2 separate regions of the Homo sapiens genome follow, and region 2 is linked to region 1. The links are chromatin contacts, found by Hi-C or POLR2A ChIA-PET in ENCODE. All regions are on one chromosome and are shown on one strand. The core of a region is the stretch at or near the end of the contact, and the rest is flanking DNA. Distances in the headings are between cores, read along the strand shown. Region 1 holds the start of MX1 (MX dynamin like GTPase 1). Region 2 overlaps TMPRSS2 (transmembrane serine protease 2).

Evidence for each region. Hi-C counts contacts between places; a loop is a spot of excess contacts on that map. ChIA-PET counts read pairs that join two places held with the same protein, here RNA polymerase II (POLR2A). Pooled maps may share reads with other maps.
Region 2: a loop to region 1 is called in a map of chondrocyte, with 2.4 times the contacts of the local background. The contact joins the enhancer-like site here to the promoter of MX1 in region 1. A Hi-C loop is called at or near these places in 4 of 168 maps with a recorded cell type or tissue (HepG2, PC-3, PC-9 and 1 more) and 7 of 50 pooled maps. POLR2A ChIA-PET finds 5 or more read pairs at or near these places in 6 of 52 experiments (MCF 10A, activated CD4-positive, alpha-beta memory T cell, activated CD8-positive, alpha-beta T cell and 2 more).

The regions. Positions count from the first base shown.
Region 1 is chr21:41,423,129-41,427,976 of GRCh38, forward strand. MX1 (MX dynamin like GTPase 1) reads left to right here and starts at 3,111. Exons shown (of 17, transcript NM_002462.5): 1 at 3,111-3,135; 2 at 4,078-4,176; 3 at 4,627-4,738. RefSeq lists an enhancer at 2,778-3,217.
Region 2 is chr21:41,463,934-41,468,839 of GRCh38, forward strand. TMPRSS2 (transmembrane serine protease 2) reads right to left here. Exons shown (of 14, transcript NM_005656.4): 12 at 4,463-4,605; 13 at 3,801-3,953; 14 at 372-2,220. The coding sequence ends at 2,209. Among named protein-coding and RNA genes, the nearest start is that of MX1, 40 kb to the left of the region's middle. Within about 2 kb of position 2,436, at least 4 of the 41 ENCODE cell types and tissues checked have a DNase peak (open chromatin) inside an H3K27ac peak, as active enhancers do.

The DNA of each region.
Region 1 (4,848 bases), core at 1,861-4,360:
ATGGCGAGCCTTTAGCCCGAATGGGAGCGGCAATGGGTGCCTCGCTGGATCAGGAGCACAGCGGACACACTGCCGGATCCAGAGGGGTGGACATCAGTGGTGGGTCTGTGATGGCGGCAAACAACAGCAGACAGCAAATGGCAGTGGTGGATGGCAAGCGAAAGCTCAGCTCCAGCCATAACAAACACGGACCAGAAGAGTGTGCAGTTGCAAGATTTAACAGAGTGAAAACAGACGTCCCATACAAAGGGAGGGAACCCAAAGGGGGTTGCCATTGCTGGGTCGAATGCCTGGGTTTCTGTCTCAATCACTGTCCCTCCCCCTGTGCTCTCAGGCAATAGATGATTGGCTATTTCTTTACTTCCTGTTTTTGCCTAATTAGTATTTTAGTGAGCTCTCTTTACTACCTGATTGGTCGGGTGTGAGCTAAGTTGCAAGCCCTGTGTTTAAAGGTGGATGTGGTCACCTTCCCAGCTAGGCTTAGGGATTCTTAGTCGGCCTGGGACATCCAGCTCGTCCCGTCTCTCACTGACACCTAACACATCCTACATGCTCAGTAGACAGGAGCTATTATTGTATGACTGACTGCTGAATTACACCCCAAAACAACCACCTATACTCCCCAAGGCCCTGCCATATCATATGCATATTAGAGGCAATGAAGCACCAAAATCTAAGGCCAGGGAAGGACTGCGGTGGACAAGGGAAGTGCCTAGGGCGTTAAAACTTAAGGAGGCATTGCACCAACTGGGAGTGAGCTGTGTGTGCTGTGTTTCCTGGGCAGGGCGCCTCACTGCCCTTCCGAGTCCTGCCCTGGCTGAGGTTGTGCCTCTATCTGGTTATCAGTTGCCTGCAGCTCTTTCTGATTTTGTTCGTGAACAAGGGCCCTTAGGGAAGCCTCCCGCTGTTGGAAACAGCAGCAGCATCACCCAGAGTGAAGTCTCTGTTCACATGAGTGCCAGCTCTGCTCACACCTACCCTGCGTTCCCAAGGCACTGTTCCTGCTTCAGAAAGCATCAGCCCAGCCTGCTCACAGTCCCCCAGGATGTGCTGTTGCCTGGGTTCTTGACTAGGAAGTAAAAGGCCCAGAGGGGTTGAGTGTGTGTGTGTGTGTGTGTGTGTGTGTGTGTGTGTTAAAGTGAGGTCATTGCTAATTCCTGGGAGAACTTGTGTTCCCCTTGGATGAACCCCTTGGATGAAGAACCCCTTGGATGGGGTTGCCCAGCCCTAGGAGTGGATCCTGCAAAGCAAAATAGATTTCAGCACAGGGAGCTGGCTGGGGGGCTCCTCCCCCTCTTGTAGGTGCAGCAGTATTGAATTTGATTCCATCCAGGTTTCCCCTGACCCCAGGACCTAAAGCTGGGGCAGGTTCTGGGCCTTGAGGTTGGTTGGGGGTGACCCTTCCTAATCATGGAAGTCTTTAGCGGGGGCTTGTAAGGGACTGTGAGCTGAGCTAAGGAGAATGGAGGTGGGGTGCCAACCGCTCCCAAAGGGAAATGCCATCTCCCACTCACAGCCAGTTAGCCGAGAATGGGAGCTCCCAAAGGGAGGACCACCCATGGGTCTGCTTGACTCAGCCCTCCCCAACCCCTTTCACCTTTGCAGTAAAACTCTAGCCAAGGAAGACAAAGAGACCTTTGGAGACCAAAACAGAACTTTTAATTCGGGCCAACAGCAGGCTCATGCCCAAAATGGCTGCCAACCCCAACAAAGAAAGCAGCTAGCTTATATGTCGTTTGAGATGGGAAAAACAAGGTAGGATACAGGTTTCAGACAAAGACAGTAAATTACTTAACCCGTGACAATTCTGAGGAAACTGGCAATTCAGTTATATTGACTAGTCATCCTCCAAGCTGGACTAGGGTTGGAGGCTGGGGTCCCGAGGCAGGTGATAAGCTTTTGAGATAAGCTTGCATCTGCAACTTGTTACAATGCTGGGAGGGGCTGCTTAAAATTTTAGCCTATGTGTTACTTCTAAATAGCTTATACTAAATGTTAACTGTTTTCATGTGCGTCCATGTGAAGAGACCACCAAACAGGCTTTGTGTGAGCAACATGGCTGTGTATTTCACCTGGGTGCAGGCGGGCTGAGTCCGAAAAGAGAGTCAGCGAAGGGAGATAGGGGTGGGGCCGTTTTATAGGATTTGGGAAGGTAATGGAAAATTACAGTCAAAGGGGGTTGTTCTCTGGTGGGCAGGGGTGAATCTCACAAAGTACATTCTCAAGGGTGGGGAGAATTACAAATAACCTTCTTAAGGGTGGGGAAGATTACAAAGTACATTGATCAGTTAGGGTGGGGCAGGAACAAATCACAATGGTGGAATGTCATCAGTTAAGGCTGTTTTTACTTCTTTTGTGGATCTTCAGTTACTTTAGGCCATCTGGATGTATACCTGCAAGTCACAGGGGATGCGATGGCCTGGCCTGGGATGCGATGGCCTGGCCTGACAACTATTACCTATGTTATGTTTATTATTTTAAGCTTTATTATTACTATTTTATTTATTTTATTTTATTTTCCTTCCACACACCCGTTTCCACCCTGGAGAGGCCAGATGAGCCAGACTCCAGGGAGGCCTAGAAGTGGGCAAGGGGAAACGGGAAAGGAGGAAGATGGTATGGGTGTGCCTGGTTAGGGGTGGGAGTGCTGGACGGAGTTCGGGACAAGAGGGGCTCTGCAGCCATTGGCACACAATGCCTGGGAGTCCCTGCTGGTGCTGGGATCATCCCAGTGAGCCCTGGGAGGGAACTGAAGACCCCCAATTACCAATGCATCTGTTTTCAAAACCGACGGGGGGAAGGACATGCCTAGGTTCAAGGATACGTGCAGGCTTGGATGACTCCGGGCCATTAGGGAGCCTCCGGAGCACCTTGATCCTCAGACGGGCCTGATGAAACGAGCATCTGATTCAGCAGGCCTGGGTTCGGGCCCGAGAACCTGCGTCTCCCGCGAGTTCCCGCGAGGCAAGTGCTGCAGGTGCGGGGCCAGGAGCTAGGTTTCGTTTCTGCGCCCGGAGCCGCCCTCAGCACAGGGTCTGTGAGTTTCATTTCTTCGCGGCGCGGGGCGGGGCTGGGCGCGGGGTGAAAGAGGCGAAGCGAGAGCGGAGGCCGCACTCCAGCACTGCGCAGGGACCGGTGAGTGTCGCTTCTGGGGGCAGCGCCCAGTAACCGCGCTAGGAGCGCGGAGAAGGGCATTGGGAGAGCGGCGTTCGTGGCGGAGACTAGCGCTCCGGAGCACGGGCACGACGGGGGCACCTTCTCGGCTGCTAGTAACTAACAATAATAATAATCATAATCATAGCAAGGGCGCTGATGGGCGGGCTCGGAGCACGCCTGATTCTGGTTCCCACCAGGCTGCCCAGGCTCCTGATGACGCATCAGAAACATCCCCCTAACCCGCGGCCTTCCTGCAGGAGAGGTTGGGAAGGGGTGGGGGACGGGGCTCGGGGGAGGTCTCCGAGGGACTCTAGTAAGCGGGGAAGGGCGCCGGGAAAGTTTCAGATCCACGGCTGCGCGGGCCACGAGCCCACCCGAACGCCGACCACTGCTTTCCGTCGACTTCTATTTCCTGGGAACGCGCGAAAGCAAACCCAAGTCAGACTGCGGAGGTCGCTGGGGAGGGAAGGTTCAAGGAGTTCTCGCCGATCCTGCTGAATAAAGGGGGTTCCGAGCTGGGCCGAGATGGGGCATGCGCGGGAAGACCCCTGCCCGCTGTTCCCCCCCACCGCCCCAGTGGATGCCATGCCTGGGGCCTCCCCGGCGCGTGGGGCTGACGCACCCTCGGGGTCCATCGTAGTTGGCCGGGATCGTGGAGTGGGTGCGGTGGACGAAGGGAGGCAGGACAGTCCCGGGGGTGGCAGAAGGAGCCCGGGCACAGCTGAGACCTGCGCTCCCATCCCACCAACACTCACAGCAGGTGCTGCCGAGCTGGGCAATTGGGATGGCCCAAGTTATTTGGTTAAATTTTAAATCACGTTTGTTACTGGGAAGTAGAGTCCAGTGATGCTAACCGCGCCTCTACCTCCACCACCGGTGTCAGTCCCAAAGGGCTCCTAAAATGGCTGTGTCATCTTTCAGCCTTGGACCGCAGTTGCCGGCCAGGAATCCCAGTGTCACGGTGGACACGCCTCCCTCGCGCCCTTGCCGCCCACCTGCTCACCCAGCTCAGGGGCTTTGGTAGGTAGCAGTGCATTTGGTCTAAAGGGCAAGATGTTCTCTCTTTTATTCATAACAAATTTAAATACCAGCAGGGTTTGGGGGGAAAAACGCTTTCAGAAGAAAAGGTGAATGTCAGTCCTGCAAGAGTTAGTTTTAAAACTAGACTGAATTGGCACATGTATACCTATGTAACAAACCTGCACGTTCTGCACATGTACCCCAGAACTTAAAAGCTTATAAAAAAAGAAAAAACTAGACTGGATTATGTTGGGAAAGTGTAGCCTCTTCCATCTTAGGCATTTCCTAGAACGTAGGCAGTAGGTGGTCCTTATTAGGAGTTTTGGGAGAGGAAGGGGGCTGAATCCTACCTCCCATCCCTGCTCCTCTATGGGGTCTGAGCTGAGGAAGCTTCACCACAAGGAGAGAACCCCCTGACAACCCTGGATGCCACCTTTACCCTCACTGCAGGAATTCTGTGGCCACACTGCGAGGAGATCGGTTCTGGGTCGGAGGCTACAGGAAGACTCCCACTCCCTGAAATCTGGAGTGAAGAACGCCGCCATCCAGCCACCATTCCAAGGTAAGGCAGAAATGAAGTGGGCCGTTGGGTTCTTTCTTTTCTTTCTTTCTTTTTTTTGAGACAAGGTCTCACTCTGTCGCCCAGGCTGGAGTGCAGTGGCGCCATCTCAG
Region 2 (4,906 bases), core at 1,186-3,685, 40 kb after region 1:
GGGAAGACCTGATTGGTTTTGAAATGTAAAGATACGAGATTTGGGGGGTGCAGGGGCAGAATGATATGGTTTGGCTCTGTGTCCCCACCCAAATCTCATCTTGTAGCTCCCATAATTCCCATGTGTTGTGGGAGGGACCTGATAGGAGATAATTGAATCATGGGGGTGGGTCTTTCCTGTGCTGTTTTTGTGATAGTGAATGGGTCTCACAAGATCTGATGGTTTAAAAAATGGGAGTTTCTGTGCACAAACTCTCTCCCTGCCTGCTGCCATCCATGTAAGATGTGATTTGCTCTTCCTTGCTTTCTGCCATGATTGTGAGGCCTCCCCAGCCATGTGGAATTGTAAATCCAATAAACTTCTTTCTTTTGTAAATTGCAGTCTTGGGTATGTCTTTATTAGGAGCATGGAAACAGACTAATAGAATAATAAGAAGGAGTCATTTGAGGGACCTCTCCAACAGGACAGGCTGCAGGAACTGAGGGCACCAACCACAGGAGCACCAAGTCTGGCCTTGCCTCACCTTTGGTCCTCTGACCAGCAGCCTCAACATCACCCCCTTATAAGGAAATGGAGGCTGGTCCTACTCACCAGGCAGAACTTCAAAGATGCAGTAGTTACTTTGAAAAAAAAATTGCATAATTTATTTGCATGATATTCATTTTCACAATTGAACTTTACAGTTTAAAAAAGATACAAAAAAAGACAAACAGTTGTTCACATAAATAAGAAGGGGCAATAAAGAAGGAAGACGTTTTCACCATTACAACACCTTTTAGGATGTGTCTTGGGGAGCAAGCACCTTACAGTGCCAACTGTTTCCAAGGTCCCTGGGAATGCTGCTCTCTACAGAGGCATGTGCACAGACAGATCCTGCAAATGGGATTGCATGACTTTCCATTTCAAGGTTAAGTCCTAGCTGTAGAATCATTCATTTCATTCTTGCAAACCAGCCTGCTTGGCCAGGAGGCAGAACCATGGTAGAGTAGTGCTCATGGTTATGGCACTTGGCAATGCAAAAGGGACCCTTCCCCTGGTTGGAAACCCACAGCATTGGAAGGGACCACAGAGAGTCCAAAACAAAACACATCTTTCTCTTCTTCGCCGCCACCATGGGCACTTTGCTTCAGCACATTCATTTATAGAACGTTAAGTCAGGAGCCAGTCATTTTGTCAAAGCAGCTGAAATAGGCCACCACTCTTACTTGGCAAAGATGATACAGTTTCAAAGAGTTAAATGAAGGTGGACTACTTGGAGACATCAAAAGCTAAGTTTCCAGGAGCACTGAGGTAGCAATGTGTAGAAACATAACATGGAAACAGTGTACCTTAAACTGAGCATCCTTGATTTCCCCCATGGACCTCAATTTCCAGTGACTAGCAGGCCTGAAGAGGCCAACATGGTGCCAGACTTGGCGCCCTGCCAGGACCAAGGGGCATGTGCACTCTCCAGGGTGCTAGGAGCAGGGTCAGGGAGGATGAGGAGGAAGGCTGAGTCTCCCTCCCAGGAGCCCCACCCAATGTGCAGGTGGAGACCTGCACCAGGAGTGCTCAGGGCAAGTTCCTTTTCAATTGCTTCCCTCGCACCAAGGGCACTGTCTATATTCTCACCCCATAAGAACAAAAATGTTTCTGTTCCCCTTACAAGTGACTACCACGTCACCACCCATGAAGGGCTGGTCCCTTTATTTCTGGCCACCATCCAGGGCTGCTAAGGCTCTAAGAACCCATCAGCAAAATCCCCTTGTGGAGAGGTAGGCTGGGGACACTACCAAGTGGCCCCAGAGGGCAGCCGCTGCAGGTGCCACCTGGCTGTCTCCCTTTCCATGTCTCTCCTTTTTCATCTCAAGTCATCCAGCAGCTGAGAGGTGACAGCTCCATGCTCATCCAAAATTGGCCCCTGGAAAGGACTCAGCAGGAAGATCTCAATGGGGCAGCCTCCACCCCTCTCCTCCACACTTGACCGCCAGTGCCCACAACCAGCCGGCCATCACCCCTTGCGGACAAGGGGTTAGGGAGAGCAGGCTGGGCAGGGGAGCCACTGCAGCCTGCACAGAATGGCAGAGAGTGCCAAAGCCAGACAAGTTCACTGTTTAATAAAAATGAAGTGACCTCTGAATCATCTCTAAGAGTAAATCATGCACGGGGAAGCAAAACCAGCCCCATTGTTTTCTTGTAAAACGACGTCAAGGACGAAGACCATGTGGATTAGCCGTCTGCCTGTTCAAATAGGAAAAAAAAAAGTGTGTTATTTTCTTAAGACAAACAAAGGTGGAAAATAATTTTTTCCTCTAGGTTCGCATGAAGCACTTAGAAACCAAATAAGCAAGCTTAATAGCACAAAGGGATCATTCTTCTCTCCAACGTGTTGGTCAGAGTCAGGCTGAGCATGGCGGGGCAGGAGCTCCGGAAGGAGCGGGCAGCGGATGTGGAGGCCGGCACAACAGGCATCTCTTCAGCAGAGTCTGGGCCTCCCCCGGCTGCTCTCCTGCCACGCAGCCCTTCCCTCCCTGCACAGCCATGCGGACCCACCTGCAGCCGCCAAACACACCTGGATCATTTCCTAGCTCCATCCTGGTGCGAGTCCGCCCCTCAGCCTGGCTGACCATCCCAGCCCTGCCAGCTTCCCTCCTGCCCTGCCTCCTCCTCCTGGGGTCATCTGTTTCTAGCACTGGGCCCTGGGCCAGGTGACGCCCCCTGGGCCCCATGGTCATGGGAAGGCCCTGAGTCCCGCGTGTCATTTGAAGGAGACACAGGTCGGGCCTCAGCGGGAAAGGCCCCCTGGTTCTGCTCCTCCTTCAACAGACTGGGCATCTGGGAGATTTGGGAGAAGACAGAATAGACTGCTTTCTTCCACTAGTAGCCCAGCCCCAGAAAGCACAGAAATCTGAGAAAACTATACGTCTGAGGTCCTGGAGATGAGAAGATCTGGTTCTCACCCCCTATCTGGACAATGCCCAAAGCCAGGGCTCTGCTAAGCAGAGACATCCATGAGGCTCACATGGAACCCCTGAGACCTTCCCTCGTGCTTGAGTCTGGGGCATCAGAGAACCCTGGCTGCTCCTGCCCTTCCTAACCTTGGGGGCTGCCCAGGAGCCACTCGATGGCCCCAGAAAAGGATGGGCACAGCCGGCTCTTCCCTCTGCTCTCTATAAATCAAAAGTTTCATGTGAGGCCGGGCACCGTGGTTCACACTTGTAATCCCAGCACTGTGGGAGGCTGAGGTGGGTGAATCACCTGAGGTCAGGGCTTCGAGACCAGCCTGGCCAACATGGAGAAACCCCATCTCTACTAAAAATACAAAAAGTAGCTGGGCGTGGTGGCGCATGCCTGTAGTCCCAGCTACTTGGGAGGCTGAGGCAGGAGAATCACTTGAACCCAGGAGGCAAAGGTTGCAGTGAGTCGAGATTGTGCCACTGCACTCCAGCCTGGGCGACACAGTGAGACTCCATCTCAAAAAAAAAAAAAAAAAGTTTGATGTGAGGTGGCCTGGGTGGAACAGCTGAGTCAGCTGAGCCAGAACGAAGTGTGGTTGGCAGAGCACCAAGGAATTTCACACAAGCTGAGCCCCAGCGCTTTTCATCCAAACACCAGGGGAAATATGCAAGTGAAGCCAGTGAGAGGCAATGGGCAATGGGTGGACACTGGGGGGATGGGGCTGTGGCTGGAGGAAGCAGAGTTTGCTTCATGCTGACCAGTGGTCACCAGTCAGCTTCCAGCAGCAGAACCACGCCTAACAGATGTCTGGCTTTGGCTCGAGGAATCGGAGAACACAGTCAGAAGGAGGACAGGATAGTTACCCTCATTTGTCGATAAATCCAGTCCGTGAATACCATCACATTCCCGTACACTCCTGGTCTGTAAGCTTTGGCACAGCCAGAACCCCAGCTTGTATCCCCTATCAGCCACCAGATATTGTTCTTCGAAGTGACCAGAGGCCCTCCACTGTCACCCTGTGGGACACAGCAAGGTACAGAGAGCAGAAAATCAAGTCACAATCTGCCGCACACCACTGACCAGGCCTAGAGGAGTTGGGGGGCGGGGGTCGCAGTGTGAGTTACGAGTGACTGTGTGGGCTTCGAATCTCCACCATCAAGGGGTGATGGTAACAGAGATGTAACCCCCAAAGAGATAGCCCCCATCCTGAATTTTAATCTGTTCAAGCTAAAAGTTACTAAATAAATTGCCGTTCATAATTTAAAATAGTCTAAATACTTGTTTCTGTTCCACTGGCACTTTTACCAAATACCGGTTTTTCAGAGGGTGTGTGTGATTTGTTGACTGTACTTCCTTCTGCCACCAGAAGCGTTCGCACTGTTTGTGGCCGTCACTTCCCATGACTGCCCCGAGCTGGCTCCGTGTCACTGAGGAGGCTCTGCTGACCCCAAGAATGCCCTCTCTCTCATGGGGGGTTCAGTAGGATCTGGTAAGGACCAAAGGTAGAATAAAAATGTTGAATTACCTGGCAAGAATCGACGTTCCCCTGCAGGAAGCCGGCACAGATCATGGCTGGTGTGATCAGGTTGTCATAGACATATCTGCTGTTGCATCTCTGTGTCTCAATGAGAAGCACCTTGGCAGCGTTCAGCACTTCTGAGGTCTTCCCTAAGGACAGGGAGACTTGTTGAGCTCCCAGTGTTGCCTGCAGCTCTCGCAGGGAGAGCACACTTCCCTCCCTGAGACCTCCACACGCACTACACAGATGGTCACAGCCCTATTTTCCAGCCCTGCCCCGGTCAGCTCATCCCAGCACCAACCCCTCTCCTGGGAAACCTGGATTCTCCTTACAACTGGCGGTGCCTGTGCTGAATGCAGCTCTGGAGTTCAGCTTCAGGGAAAGAAATTCCCAGCTCTGAAACTATAGGGCTCTATCAGTGCCATGGAATCCCCCTCTTATTCACCCAAC